Linked DNA regions of Mus musculus: region 1 is linked to region 2. The links are chromatin loops, found by intact Hi-C in ENCODE. Cell type or tissue: heart. All regions are shown on one strand.

The links. Hi-C counts contacts between places; a loop is a spot of excess contacts. Peaks named below come from ENCODE experiments on the same cell type or tissue, not always from the same donor. Only the 100,000 strongest peaks of a DNase experiment are listed, where the experiment ranks them.
Region 1: a loop joins it to region 2, with 2.3 times the contacts of the local background. A loop is called at or near these places in 13 of 42 quality-filtered maps.

The regions. Positions count from the first base shown.
Region 1 is chr10:44,337,783-44,345,782 of GRCm38, forward strand. The region is part of intron 6 of Atg5 (autophagy related 5); the gene reads left to right. Among named protein-coding and RNA genes, the nearest start is that of Mir1929, 18 kb to the right of the region's middle. In heart, no CTCF peak of the experiment used is centred here; no DNase peak of the experiment used is centred here.
Region 2 is chr10:44,439,380-44,447,379 of GRCm38, forward strand. Prdm1 (PR domain containing 1, with ZNF domain) reads right to left here. Exons shown (of 7, transcript NM_007548.4): 4 at 7,413-7,665; 5 at 1,680-2,785; 6 at 1,280-1,408; 7 at 1-863. The coding sequence ends at 288. Among named protein-coding and RNA genes, the nearest start is that of Prdm1, 15 kb to the right of the region's middle. In heart, no CTCF peak of the experiment used is centred here; no DNase peak of the experiment used is centred here; H3K4me3 peaks cover 911 bases; H3K27ac peaks cover 636 bases; H3K27me3 peaks cover 1,698 bases.

The DNA of each region.
Region 1 (8,000 bases), 100 kb before region 2:
ATTGTAAGAAACTAGGGTGTTATAATACACAGTGCTTTGTATCTGGTGCCTTCACTTGCATATGTCCCAGACTCCTACTTGTAGATCATGATTGCTCAACTAGAGTAATTTTCGGGGGAGGGTCTTTGTATGGTCCAGTATACAGCTACTGCCAGTTGATAAGCATTTGGATTGTCTCTGTCTGGGGCTGTTCTGACTGTATGCTGTAGCGAGTATTAATGCTGTTTTTCATGGTGATCGCTTATGTTCATTTCTGTGGGTATTTAAAGAGTACAGTTGACAGGCTATATGCCGATTGTTTGTTTAGTGTTGGTTACTGTTTCAAAGTATTGTTAGTGTATTTTCCAAAGCATCTTCACCATATTCCTGCCCACTGTGAATGAGGCTGCCAGCATCCTTGCCAGTGCTTGCTTAGTCTTACCCTTTTTAGTCCAGCGTATTATATATACATGGTCATGGTATATATGTGTGTGATTATGTATATGTCAGCACATCACAGTGCACATGTGGAAGTTAGAGGAAAGCTGTCAGTGATTCAAGCATGATATAGCCTTGTGTGTTCCCATTGTAGCTCCCAAATAATTGACACAAAGACCGATTATGTTTATTCACAAGTGTTGAGCACTGTGACTGCTCAGCTACTCAGGAATTCTAACCCTCTAAGCTGTCTACTTCTCAGCCACATGGTCTTTACCTTCAGTCTGAGTTCTGTTCCATGTGTGTCCTCATGGCAAATGCCTTGGTGGTCTGCTCATCACAGTGCTTCCTGTGCCCTCTGCCTCACGGCCATCTCCTTTCTTCCTCCTCCTACTCCTTTCAGACCCTCTCCCTGGGAACAGAAGTTCAGTCATAGGCGGATCGGCTCTTTATTAAACAATAAGATCACTGGGGAGCCTTCTTTATGCGAGCGATACTGATCCAGGAGATGGTTCAGTTCCCATGACAGTGCCAGCAGCTGGACTGGAACCAGATCTCTGGCCTCAGAGGTCAGTATCTGAATACACAGTGCCCAAGACCAACCCCGTCAACGTTGTGGAGTCATGTCTCTCCTTTCCCTTGTGTGGGTTCTGGGGATGGAACTCAGGTCATTAGGATTGCACAGCAAGCACCTTAACCTGCTGAGCCAGCTTGCCAGCCCCTTTCATCATTTTTAAGTGAGATTGTCTCTCTATTGTTTTGAGAATTCTTTGTATATGCTAGGTACTAGCCTTGTCGGACGTATGATTTGCAAATATATCCTCTTATTCTGTGGACTTTTCTTATTTTCTTGATGGTGACATTTGAAGCGCAGACTCTTCAGTCTTTGGTTTAATCTTTGTTGTTGCTGTTCTTACGTTGTCATCGCTGAGAAAGCCTGGCCTAACCTTGTTAGTCCAAGGCTGCAGGCTTCTCCCTTGGTTTTCTTCTGAGAGTTTTGTGCTTTTACTTCATGACTTTTCGCGTGTTTCATAATAGTCAAGTGCTTTATTTTTAAACTTGCTGTCCTGTAGATTATATCAGCAGTCAGATCTATGAATTACCACTTTTGTTTGCTGCTTCAAAAATTTGGACAAGAATTTTCATATAGTCTATTGATACTTCATTGGGCTACACTGAAAAATTATATACATCATCAAAAAATAATAATATCCCCATACAGTAAGCTTCAGCACTCACTGTAAAACTGGTGGAGCATGTATGGAGGGTGGGCGTGGAAGCCTTTCTGCATCTGTGCAGTCACGGGTTCTTGGCCGGGCTTAGACTCAGCTTGTCTCCTGGGGAAGATATTTGACTGGCCTTCAGAACAGCCCTACTTCTGAGATCAGCGTGGCTGCTTTCACTCAGACGTTTCCTCTTACTGCTGTATTTGTACAAATTGGAAATGCTTCTAATTTATTTTACAGTAATGTCTGTAAAGATAAAAAGTTCATGCAAAACTACCCTTTGACTTTTCAAAAGAAAATAACTTAATTACTTACAGGATTCTTGTATTCATCTAACTTTTTAGTGTGGCTTTCAAGACAATTAGCAAACATGTTAAGTTATTAACTTGAATGAAACTTTATGATTCTCTTAGTATAATTGTTTTGGAGAGAGATCTTTAGTGTATTAAGATAACTATTTCTAGGATTATTAACAATACTGTCTTTACTTGAGTCTTTTTCTATAGCCATGCTACTAAATTTTTCATATGAAAAATTAAACTGGGCTAGGGAGCTGGCCTAGTACTTGATCCATTAATATGAGAACCTGAGCTCAGACCCCTACCTAGCATTCACATAAGCCACATGTGACTGTGTGCTGCTCTAAACCCACTGAGCCCTCTGAGGTCACTGACCAGCTTGGCCAGCTGAAACAGGGACTGACTCTGTCACTGAAAGACCCTGTCTCAAACAGTAAGGTGAGGCTAGAGAGATGACTCAGTGGTTAAGAGCACTGGCTGCTCTTCCAGAGGGCCTGAGTTTGTTTCCAGCATCCACATGGCAGCTAACAACCATCTGTAACTCCAGTCTCAGGGGATCCAGTGCCCTTTTCTGGCCTCCATGGGAACCAGACATGTACATGGTACACAGTCATGCATACAGGCAAAAGACAAAATTAAATGAATAAAACTTTAAAATGTAAAACATAAAGTGAAGTTATTAAAAAAAGAAAAGAACAAGATGACAGCCCCTGGCCTATGTGTACACACAAATACACTGCACATACACACAAACAGTAAAGCAAGTATTTCCAAGCAGCCCGTGTGTTCTATCAGAAGGCTCAACATCATAGATTCCTGTCTTCCGTAGTCCACCATGCTACTCTGCACCACGTATATTATAGTGAAAGGATGTGAGGAGTACACAAACTGTTAACTACATTTGCTTTAACTATTATGTGGCAAACTATATTTGGCATTGTCTAGACAGAATTACAAGTGTAATAATTTCAATGAGACAAAACACACTTTAAGCCAGATGTGAGGATGTATTTGGATGTATGTGTGTCATTTAATCATAGTCTCAATTAAGACTCTGCTGCTTTGGAGATTAAGTGTTCCTGGCTGTAATAATGACAGCTTCAAATCTAATTATTATTTCTTGATGTCGTCGGGAATATTGAGAGGGGCCTGCAGAGTATTTTAGCCAGCCCACTCACATTTCCCTCCATAAGGGATGAAAGGCTTGGGCCCCCGCTCACCTCCCCTAGAGACTTGACTGTAAAGTCCTCAGCATTGTTTAAACCTCTCTGTTATTTTTATTGAATACATCTTGTAATTGTGTGTATTCTTAAGCTAATTTAAATATGAACCTGGTTCTGAAAAGCATGTGATGCACAATTTGACATGCATGAGTTTATCTGCAGTCACGTGTGCTGTGACAGTTTGAAGCCTACATTAGGTTACTGTTGGTAAAGCCTGACAGTGCGCCTGTGTAACACGCTTTCTTTGACTGTGTGCCATGAGCACTTACTTGAATTAATAAAGTATCAAAGGAAGTTGAAGGAGACTGTTAATTACTTTTGATTCTCTCTGTAATTGTTTCTGTAACAACTACTGTTCCCTTTTATTTAATAGTGCTTTAAAAGTTAGGAGTGAAAAGAGTTAGCCTTTGTTACCACATACTGCATTGTTCAGTCTACATTTTAGGAATTATCTATCTTATTATTATGTCATAATAATTAATCATAGGTAACATTTCCCAGCTTATCAGATTGAGGAGAGGACTCCAGTGTTGGATTTCTCTTAGAGACAGTGCTTTGTGTTAGGAGTTGGGATTGCAGTCACACTTGCCTGTTCTGCTGTGCCCTGTACACTGGCCCTTAGCTGGGGTTTGCTATCCACTAATTTCTAACAAGTGCTGTTACTCCAGGTTCCCATGAATGCTGAAGTGTGATTATCTCTTTCTTCATTAAAGAATAATTCAAGCTCTGTTATGAGTTTGAAGCTTGAGGCCATCTGGATTTCTCCTTGGTTTTCATCGTCTTTTGAAATGGAGTTTTCAAAGTTTACATTGGATGTGCTGTGCAATTAACTGCTTTAACTTTATACCTGCTAGGGTGTCTCTCACTCTTAGAACTTTACCTTATGTAACTTGTTAGGGTTTGGGGGGTTTTTTGTTTGTTTTTAGTGGGGTTTTTTTTCCTCTATTTTTGTTCTTGTTGGTGAGTTTGTGGGTTTGGTTTGCTTGCATCTAGTGGCCCAGCCCTGCTCATGGTAGGCAAGTGCTTTTATCACTGAGCTGTGTATGACCCAAGCCCTGAGTGAAGCTTTGTGTTCTGGCTTCCTGGTATTTCCTCACAACACCCAGTTTGCGGTTCTGCTCTCGTTTACTACGGTATTACAGTCACTTGCGTGCTATCCATCTATCCATGAGTTAGCATGAGGATGCCCTTCTAAGTACAGGACAAGTCTTTACTGAGCAGTCCTGATACAGGACACTTGGGATCGTAGTTGAGCTAAGCTCCTACTTGAACATTTCTCCCTGTTCTTCACTCACACTTTTGTTGCAAATGCTCTTTTAAGCTATTTTTTAAAAAGAGGAAACATCACTGCCCTCTGCAGTTCTCCTTATGCCAATCATTATGATGTCCCTACCATTATGAATGGAATGGAAGTAGCTATGGTTTACTATAGAGTCTTTCATTGGCATAGGAAAAAACTCATTGCTAGCAAGGAGATCTGGTGACCTAGCAATTGTCGAGGTTTTTAATTTGGGAAAGTATAATTTGTGAAGAATTGAGTTTTATTATTTTTGAAGATTTTTAATTTAAAACATAGTTATTCTAATGTCTGAGTGATGTTACACCTTCAGGAGACTACTGCTAGGAAATTCTGCCCAGCCTTTAATAAGTCAGCCCCTGTCATCATTAGGTTATGCCTAAGCAGTCTTAAGTAGAAGTCTCTCTAAAACACTGTTCTTTCTTTCCTTTGAAGTAAAGCGGTTTCTAAGTTTTGTTGTCCTGAGCATTATTGTTGTACGACAGAATTTTTCCTGGGAAGACACAACACACAGGTATATTCACTCCAGATAGGGATTTATAGCAGAGTGAAGTATAGACACCACCAAAGTCCAAGTTTATGAACCAGTAGGTTTATTGGGGTTTCTTACAGAAGTGTGGCTGAGGGGCTACTCACTGGAGCAGAAATGGCTCAAAGACAGCTACATCACCAATGCCTTCCCAGCATGAATGGCAGGTCACAAAAGCTAGGAACCTGGGACACCCTGTACAGCCTGCAGACAGCTCAACTGATTGCAGAGTGTCCTTTCCAAGTTCTTCAGTTGGTCTAAACCCCTTTCAGGTAGCTGGTCTGGTCTCAGAGTCATCTTTGCCCCTCAGCTTGTCTGATTGTCTTTGTAGCTCAGCTTCCCTTCAATGGGACTCTTAGCTTTTATTCTTTACAGTGGCAAGAGAGGCCTAGTGAATCTGGTCAGTTTCAGGGACTTCCTGAAGCTATTTTGAATTGTCTTTCTTCCTGCTTGAGCGTCTCTGCAGGGTAGAGTGTTTTGCCCTTATCTGTACACAGCCATGTGTGTTTGTAATGTAGTCACTTTTGGAGAAGTTAGGTCATTGTGTCCATAATTCTATAAGAATGATAACCACCAGCTAGTTCTTTATCACATCAGAGTCTATACTCTTTGACAATACCTTAAAAATCAAGAATAGATGCCTGAGACGCAGACTTGATCATAGTTTGTGAGAGTGTCTCTTACACTGTTTATGTGTTTTCTAATCTCTAAATTACCAGGGTGAGTCTAGGAAATTGGCTGCAGTGAACTGGATTGTCCTGTTGGCACTGATGCAGTATTGGCTGATGGCCTTGGCTGTGTTTGGTAGCCTTTTTCTTTTGCGTTTTCTCTGTGATGGATACAAGCAGCACTTCCCTTTGGAGAACTGTCTTGGTCACCATTTTATGGTGTTGTGTTAAGGTGTGTTACTGTGGAAAGATTTATTGTTACGTTCTGGGATAGTGAAAACAGGAGCAATACTGAGAAGTAACAGGGCATGTGTTTTTCAATACTGGAATTAGAATTTCCTTTTTAATATGTAACCATCACTATTTGGCTTTTCCTGTTTTGCCTGTTGTTTTTAAGTAAGCTTTGTAACTCAGCTACCTCACGTTTCTGCTGCTAACTAGGTATGAGTGACAACAGGATCCCGGAGAGCTCACTCTGACAGTGCTGCTGTCCACATCCCTGCTGTCCCACCCAAGCCTGTTACACCTTCACTTCGTCTCCTACCTAGGCTGTCCCCATGCTGCTCTCCATTAGTGCGGAGAGAGAAAAGGTCTCTTTCATCAGGTCACTTCCCTTACTAAAGGTCTTAAAAGCCTCTTGGTGACCTGGAAGACTGACAGTCCTAAGTGGGTGGTGGCGATGTTAAGTGATTGCCCTAGTCCCTTTTCATTTCTTTTCTTCTGGGGCTTTCCTAACTTTATTATCTTTGTGTAGTTGATCAGTCATCTAGACATGATAGGTTGGGTTTTTTTTTAATGTGTATACTAAACTATAGGCTTTATAAATAAAAAGATAACAATAAATTTTAACTGTGGACCAGTTAGTGAAGAAATCCAAATTATTTCTGATAAGTGTTGCTGAGCTATTGTTTTGCACAATTTGTCTTTATTATTGCTACAAATTCTCAGCTGTGTTGTTTACATCCAGTTTTTAGCATTTATTGTATATCCCTTAAATTGCTCATAGTTACATGGTTTTTTTACTCATGTTTTAGTTTCTGTTAGTTCTTTCAAAAATGTTAGCTCTTTCAAAAAAGACTAAGAACTTCCTCTGATTAAAAGCATAATATCCCCAAAGGATATTTGAAGTCATATTCTTAGATTAGACATATTTTTGTTCTTAGACATTTTGTGGCTTTTTATACCAGGAGGCTTAAAATTAAAACTTAACCTCATAAAATGGACTAACAATTGAGGTGAAAAGAAATAGTTTTCATTTCTTAATTTGTGCTTGGTAGCCTCCCAACAACACACAGAAGAAATGGGGGTGTTGAGCCAGTGTTGCACACCAGCTGCAATCCCAACACTCAGGAGCGGAGTGGGGGCAGGGTGGAAGTGCCAGGCCAGCCAGAGCTACTGATGGCCGAGCTTCTGTACTCTGGTCACTCATGAAAGGAAAATAGTCTTAAAGTGAGCAGAGGAGTGTGCCTCTGAGGAGTCAAGTTTGTCATGATGACTGTCCTGGTGCCTTGTTGTTGAGGGGTAGAACATCTGTCGTGGTGACTGGTAACTGTCCTGATGCTTTGCTGCCCTGTGAACCTGCCACTCGAACAGTAGACTCTTTTGAGAAATTTTCTTTTTAGTTCAATAGTTAATCAGGGTTCTTTGGGGGGCTTGTTTTTTAAAACTATTTTTATTTATACTTGAACAATTTCATATGAATGCAGTTACCTTGATCATACTTAAACCAAATCCCAGTATTTCCATTTCCTTCCATGTCTTCTTTGTTGTTGCTGTCCTCCTCTTCCTCCTTCTCCTATTCCTCCTCTTCCTCCTTCCTCTTCCTCCTTCCTCTTCCTCCTTCCTCTTCCTCTTTCTCATTCTCCTCCTCCTCATCCTCTTTGTCCTTCAGTAACTCCCTCAGTTCGATTAATGCTGCCGGTATGCACATAGGTGTGGGGCTATCCACTGATGCCAGGACATCCTCCCATCAACCACACACTCGAAGAATAATGAGTCTCTTTGAACAGCCAGCAACTGTCAATAACTCCTCAGCTCTGGGTAGAAATCACTGAGCGCTCCCTCCCCTATCCATACTGTAAAGTTGACTGGTTTGGACTTGTCCAGGTAACCATAGCTGCTGTGCATTCCTGAGTACACTGTCCATGTCACATCCAGAGGACATCATTTCACTGCACTCCTGCATTGTCTGATCATGAAATTCTTTCTGCCCTCCACCACCCCCAAAATACATACTTCTGTGAGTTGTGAGCCTTGAGAGTAAGAGGGTTGATAATAGACTGCCTATTTAGGGATGGACATCAGTAACTTACTCTCAGGGCTTGGACCAGTTATGTGTCTC
Region 2 (8,000 bases):
CAAAATACACAGGTTCAAATATATAGACATGGCTGTAAATAAGTATATATATATTTATAATATGTATATATGTATATATGTATATATAGTGAGTCTTTGCCTCATTTATGCCCTGAGATTTTGGTAACATTGGAGTCCTTCTTTAATTCCAGAGAGGTGCAGGGAAGCACCCGGTGCCAGCGGAGCTTTGCAGATCTGGAGTCATGTACAAGCAATTTGCTAAAGGCACCCTGATTCACCAAGCCATACCCTAAGAAGCAACACGAAACACTTATTTTCTGAAAATCTTAAGGATCCATCGGTTCAACTGTTTCTTGTTTGACCTTTACAGGCACCAGAGGTAGTGGGTTGCTGTGAGGCAACTTCATGAGGGACAGGTCCGATGACTCATAGAGGCTGCACCCTGAGGAGAGGAGGCCGTTCCCCATGTTTCTTTGCAAAGACACTTTCAGACTGGTTTCTTCTTTCTCTTTTCTGACCACAGCTAGAATCTCCTTCTCCACCATGGAGGTCACATCGACACTGTCCTCCATGTCCTCAAGACGGTCTGCATTGTCGCTGATGTCGAACCTCTCAATTTCTTCATTGATTCGGGTCAGATCCTCCAAAGGCAGCCCAGCAGCTGGGCCCGCAGGGCAGTTGCCCTTCAGGTGGACCTTGAGGCTGCAGAGATGGATGTAGCTCTTGTGACACTGGGCACACTTGTGAGGCCGCTCCCGGGTATGCAGTCGCTTGTGCAGCTTCAGGTGCACAAATTGCGTAAACTTGGCAGGGCACACCTTACATTGGTAAGGTTTTTCTCCAGAATGCAATCGAAGGTGGGTCTTGAGATTGCTTGTGCTGCTAAATCTCTTGTGGCAGACCTAAAGTGTGAGGGCAAGGGAAGACAGAGAAAGGGCACAGGGAAGACCAGATTAATTGTTTGCAGCTGGAGGGGAAAGGCAGGCCAATAGCCAGAAACCTCGGGAGACCAGAAGCCTCTTAACAATGCTCATGCTGCGGTGGGGGGGGGGGGGGGGGGGGGGGGAGAAGCTGGGCACACAGTACTCTGAGGTACTGTTTATCTGAGGACATGTCCCCACCCACTGAAACTTGACTGACATCCACCCAGCCATCCTCAGTATAGCCTGTGAGTAGTCACAGAGTACCCAGGAGCTGTGCAGGGCCAGCAGCCTAGTACAAGACCATATTTTTTGTATTGTTGAAACAACACAGGAAGACAATTCTACAGCTATTTTTCCACAGAGGTCAAGAGTTCTACCCAGAGAATACTGCCCACCTGGCACTCATGTGGCTTCTCTCCTGTGTGTACCAAGTAGTGTTTCTGCAGGTGGGCGAGCTGAGTAAAACCCTTGTTGCAGGTCTGGCACTTGAAAGGCCGTTCTCCACTGTGCACTCTCAGGTGGACCTGGGAAGAAACCACAGGGGTGAACTCTGGGGTTGCAATGAGGCCTGCCTGCCTGCTAAGTTTCCCAGAGCCAGGTATGTACAATGCAGATGCAAGCCTCTTAGGAAAGACACTGAGATAAACCCTGTATTTTCAGTATTCAGCAGACCCCAGTTCAGGCTCAAGCTGGGTCTCCTATGGCTCAAGTGCACTCAACAATGCACTGCCTGGCAGCCAAGGGCAAACCAGCACGGGTCTGTGGGCAGAAACCCGCGGGGGTCTGGAGACCTACCTTCAGGTTGGAGAGCTGACCGAACGTCTTGGCACAGACATTGCACTCATACTTGATCTTGCCATTCTGTTTCTTCAGAGGGTAAGGAAGAGTCTTGTAACCAGTCATGTTTCGTTTGTTTTTAATGAGATTCATGGCTCCGTCAGTGCTGGGGGCCGCCATCACTGATGAGGTAGCTTTGGGTTGTACCACGTGTTCTGACGTGGCTGCAGTTCCCGCCGTTGGAGATCCGCTGGGGGGACTACTCTCGTCCTTCATGCTGGCTGCAGCCCCGGTAAGGGAGAAGGCACTGTGGGGTGCTGGGATAAGCACCTCTTTGGGGTGCTCCGGTGGAAGCAGCCTCCGGGCTCCATCGGTAGGCAGGGAACTCGGTAGGGAAGCTGGATTGAGCATGGGATGAGGCAGGCTGCTGCCACTAAGGAGGTTACTGTAGACGGGATACAACCTAGGGAAGAGGCTGAAGTTGTTGATACCATTGATGTTGTTCATGGTGCTCAAGCCATTGGAACTAATGCCGTACGGTGGCAACAGGAACTTGGGGTAGTGAGCATTGTAAGAAGGAATGAAAGCTGGTGGGAGGTGGGGGGCAGGTGCATAGCCAGGGTAGGAGCCCAGGCCCTCGGAACCATAGGAAACATTCAAGTAGGAGTAGGAGTCCCGGTGTTCTGGGAGGCCTGGCGCCAGGGGTGACACCGTGTTTCCCGGGCTGCTGTGGGGGCTGGAGCTCTTAAGGCTCTGCTCCGGGCTGCTGCTCGCAGGGGGACTTGGAGTTGTGGAAGACGGAAGGGGACTGTGAGTTATGTAGGTGGGTCTCTCCATCCCATAGGCCAGGGACGCTTTCAAAAAGTCTTCTGGCAGAGGTGCCCGGATAGGATAAACCACCCGAGGGTAGAAGGGCATGTCGGGGCTCCCATTTTTCCGAAAGCCATCCATGTCCTTTTCTAAAGTGAAGGGTGAAATGTTGGAACGGTAGATGTCCTTCCTTTTGGAGGGATTGGAGTCCAGTTTTAGAATTTCTTTCACGCTGTACTCTCTCTTGGGGACACTCTTTGGGTAGAGTTCATTTTTCTCACTACTGTATTGCTTTGGGTTGCTTTCCGTTTGTGCTAAAATGAAGAAGAAAGGGCGGTTACTCACAGGGCTGTGGAGAACTGAAGTGAAATCAGAAAGCCATTCTCTCTTCTTGAGAAACCCTGAGCAGCAGCAAATACAAAGGCTAGACACCTGGCCCCTAACGCCTCTCACTCCGGAGGGAGGGCTCTGGGCCACCCACTCAGAAACACTGCTCCACTTCCTCCGGGGGGCGGGGGGGGGGGGATCGGGAATAACATCAAACCCTGGGACAATGCCAGCCTCCATAGAGCCCAGTGCCCCTTGGATGATCTCCTTTCCATTAGTGAGAACTAGGATAGAAAAGTGCTGTTCAAACTGGAACGGGCAGAGCGTTCACTAAGATGGGGTGGAAAAAATACAGGGTGGGGGGTTGTCACGGGTTAATAAGTCATTCGCAGTTTACCTAGAGGAAATCAGAATGCTGTGCAAACTTAGATGAAAGATTAAGACTAGTTTTAAGTAATGAACTGTCATCAATTTCCAACTCGATTCTCTTTACATAGGAACTTCATGAGCCCTGTTCGAATTGCCTGTATCAACTAGAAGGGCATGGCGGCTGCCCCTTCTAGCCATTGCTCGGCAGTGCGAGCATTTCACCAAGGTTCTGGTCTAACCAGACTACCATCTGGGCTGTCTCCTGGAATCATGAGGTGTGACAGTCACCTCTGCCAAACCACGACAGGTACTTCCCAAGCTAGTTCAATTACTTACAGCACCAAAGAAGACAGAGGCAGCTAAGAGACAAACATTTACTCCTAGAGACAGCATATATGCCCTGGTCAAGCTCAGACAAGGAGAATACTGTCCTAAACTGTCCATAGTTATGTAGCCCTATTTCGCAGGAAAAGCCTCAGCTCAGCTTTCCTGGGCCAAAGATAAAACACATCCGATGCACAGGCTGAGTTGTGTTTCTGGGATGCTCATTCAAACAGGCACTTCTCCCCAGGATGCTGAGAGCATCATTAGTTGGGGGGTGCACATGCTCGGAGTAGAAACAAGATTCTTGACCTCCAAGATCTGGCAGGTTTGGAATGACACTTAAGACAATGTAAAGAAGTATCCTTTGTGCTCTTATAAAACAGCCCTTTTGGGCTTAACTGAGAAGGAACTCCAAGCTTGCTACCTGATAGGTCTGAAGATGAACTCTGTGGAAGCCCAGAACTAAAGCTTTCAGATCCATTCTCCAGGCTGACAGGCTGGAGGGATTTGATGCCAGTCGGAAAGCGCTTTACAGGACGTTATCTCCTGCTGGCTGTTATCAGTTACTCCTGGGTAAGCCAGAGCCCCAGAATAAACACCGTGGACAACACTATCAGGGGAGATGTTGATGGGGTCAGTGACAGAAAGCTTTCTGGGGGAGAGCAATTTCTCAAGCCTCTCAACCAAAATAAATATCCCCTTATCAGCCCAATATCAGTCCTTCGGGTGAGGCCCAGCAGGCAGGAAGTTCAAATTGTCACTTTTGTTTTTTAAAGCTAAAATGGTAAAGGAAGAGAGAGACAGGTTAAGCTGGAAGGCTGACAGGCGAGGCATCCCACAGTCACAGGAAGGGATTTACTGGAGGTAAGACAAAAAGATAATGATTTTAGAAGCACCCTCAGGTTAAGAGAAAAGAAGTTGTGTGCGCATGTGCGTATGCCTATGTATGTGTGTGTGTGGGCGCGCGAGAGCGAGCGCGTGAGAGTGTGCAAGCCTGCTTGTGTACGGCCTTCCTAACTCTGCTCTTTTTTTGATGGGGGTTCTGGGGGAAGACTTATTGTGCAGTCTCAGTAGGTCTGGAACTTGTTATATAGATTGGACTGGCCAAGAATAAAGAGATCCACCAGCGTCTGCCTCTCGATCACTGGGATTGAGGGTGTGTGCCACCACACCCCTGTCTGTGCCATTTTTTTAATGTGGCAAATCACATCAAAGACTCATAATGTTTTTGTAGTAGTCCCACAGTGGAAACTTAACAAATGAAAGCTGTTAAGTATAAAGAATTGGGCTTTCTTCCAGTGTAGAGCACAGGTTTAATCGGCTCTCTTCTTGCTAAGCACTTTAGTTACTGAACTACTGTGAAGCTAATGACTGAACCAAGAAACAATGAAGTCAGAGCTTTTCATTTTCTCCGTGACATGCATAATTTAGCGTTTGGTGGCTCTGTCTTCAGAAAACAAACAAACAAACAAACAAACAACCAGGCTGAGAACTTATCCTGAAGGAATATCCGCAGCAAAATGTCAGTCTCTAAAATACTTTACAGCTGGAAATTATAGACTGTATATGAAGGTACATTTTTAAAAACTCATCCTTCAGCAGCTGACTAATCACAGGAGCTGATATCATTTCTAACTCTCCCACTTAGCAGCTTGAGTTAACATGAAAAAGAAAATCAAGATCTGTTTTTGTTCTTAAATCTTAAATGGCTGTAGGCGGACAGAGTCATTTCAAGAGTGAGCTGCTTTGGAAGGTTCTGAATGGCTTAATTATGCCGACTCACATTTTCGATCTATAATAAGCACCCCTAAGACTACAAGAAAGAACCTAGAAGTTCTGCAGTAGGCAAAACAAAGTCTGTTTTCAACTGAAACCGAGAAAGCAGATTAACATTCAGAAGTCTATAATTTGGTCAACTGATTTCTAGATGGGTTAGTTAGATAGATAGAAAAAAAAATTACCAAAAAGGTTGGGAGGGCCAGGAGCTAAATTTAACAGTTCTTTTCCACATTCCTCTCTCCCTTCTCTTTCCTGTCAGTTTGTGATTTCTGGGGACTTACATTCTTTCATTAGGTTTCCATCCCCTGCACCCCATGATGGAAGTCCTTACGGAGATTCTGGACAGACCTCTATTGTGCTTTAAGCCTGGAAATCTAGCACAGCCCATCTTGGACACTCGATCTGCCTATTAGGCCTGATGAAATGCTGGAAATTTTCCTGATCAGAGTGTCAGTCATCAGTGGCCACACCTGGGCCAACAGGTTTCACAATCAGGAGCAAGAGCCTTGCACGGCAGCTGAATGGTTAACTCTCTTTCTGTCCTAGGAATGTCAGACAAAGGAGGTGTTCCTGTGACCCTCAGAAGACTCCTGCATCAGTCAAAAGGGGGGGGGTGTCTGAAGAGCAAAGCTGTCATTTCATAGCATAATGAAACTTACTTCTGGACACAAAGAGTAAACACTCGGAACAGGCATTGGGGGGATGGTGGGAGGCAGGGGTGGGGGGAGGGCACAGGCCTGTGATCCTAGCATTTTGGAGGTGACAGTGGCTCAAGGCTTTCCCTGACTACATCAAGTCTGAACTGAACCTAAGCAGCACGAGACCTTGTCCATAAACAAACAAACAAACAAACAAACACCCAAAGCAAACCCAAACACGAGGAGAGGGCTTGCTGCTATTGGGCAGGTACCTACCCACCATGCTTAGCTCAAGGGTGTACGTTGCTGAGCTGAGGGCCCGGGCACAAACACTATATTGTGAGCCTACAGGAAAGGTACTGAAGCTAAGATTTTCAGAAAACTGAAAATTCCTGAGAGCACAAGCATTGTAGAATGAACATGGCTAGCGAGACACTGTCCTTGGTCTTAAAAGTTAAAATACTAAAATTAATATTTCTAGTGCTTCAGTGGTAAAATATGAACTACATTTAGTCTCCAGGGAAAGCAAATGAGACTGAAGAGTAGAAACTGGGTAAAGTCTAGCTTGGAACTCTCTATAGATTTCTGGAAATGTTTACTCAAATTTCAGAGACTATTAAAATGAAAACTTTTAAACCTTCAACATTTAGCTTTCATGGGAAGATGGTCATTTGAAAAAGTGCTGTAAGATTCGGCAGTATAACCCAGAACACACACCCTGAGTTAAAATAGAAGTTAGAATTTTTTTTTTTTTATTCTTAAATTGTTCCTAAAGCTACCTGAGACTGACTGAAGAGGGAAAGCTTGCTAGAGGGCATGACAGTAACTTTAGCCAAAATTTAAAAAGAAGAAAAGAAAAAGTAAAAGCTTATAAACCCAAGGAAGCAAGAATTTGTCAAGATAAAGAGATAGGCGGTTACCGTAAGCCTGATTGAAAGATGAGATCAGTCCCCTTTACCATAAGGAAGGAAGCTCAGATATGACATCTCTTAGGGTTATTCACTTAGACTACTTGAACAATTATGACAGTTTTTTTTTTTTTTTCTAGAAAACAGCTTTCCACATTAGATCATGGCTTTACAGGCACACGTATCTTCACAAGATTTCAGTGAAAACTCAAAGCTCTGACCCAGCACAGCAGGAAGGGACTGCAGCTGGCCTGTTCCACAGGTCCATACCCATTGGGATTGTGCCTACAGCCGCTTGCATAAATTAGAATCGGAAATATACTTCTTCCTGCAACTTTCCGAAAACAACATTCTGTACTGGTTATTTTATACAATATATGTAATATGTATATCTTTGATGATTATGTTTTATAATAAGAAGTAGGGACATTAAAGAATGTTTTTCCTCTTCCTCGTCTTAGCTAAAGCCACCTACTTAGTCCAACACATGACGAAGCCGTATAATTAGACAACATGTTATTAGCTCACAGGGGCAGAACTGACATTACTAGCATTTTTAATTTTTTTTTTTTTTTTTTGTTCTGTAATCCACTTACTGAGATTTATCACTGTGAGCTCTCCAGGATAAGGGTAGTGGAGCCTCTCCGCAAAGTCCCGACAATACCACACAAGAAGTTCCTGGTTGGCAGGGATAGGCTTAATAGTGTAGAAGTAGATGTTCATCCCGTTCTGACAGGCAGCCAGGTTTTGCTCCCGGGCAGAGTGAGCTGGATTCACGTAGCGCATCCAGTTGCTTTTCTCCTCATTAAAGCCATCAATGAAGTGGTGGAACTCCTCTCTGGAATAGATCTGTTCAAAAGGAGAGGATAGATGCAGTGTGAAAGACAGCCGGCCAGCCCAAAGCGACCGGGAAGCTTCCCTGAATGGCTCAGAAGGAACACAGGCGAGCAACCAACGCTGTACCCATGACTCCAGGCCTCATTGCTGATCCGGTGGGACTCACGCTGAATCAGCAGAAATGGGGGAGGAAACAGGGCACATTGTGCTAGTTACCTTTCCATTTCAATTTTATGGTCTTCTCATGTTGGGGAGGGCAGTGGATAGCAAAATAATAATAATAATAATAATAATATTCCAATTAACAACAGCCGAGAGTGGGTGAAACTACCATAAAGAGGTACTCT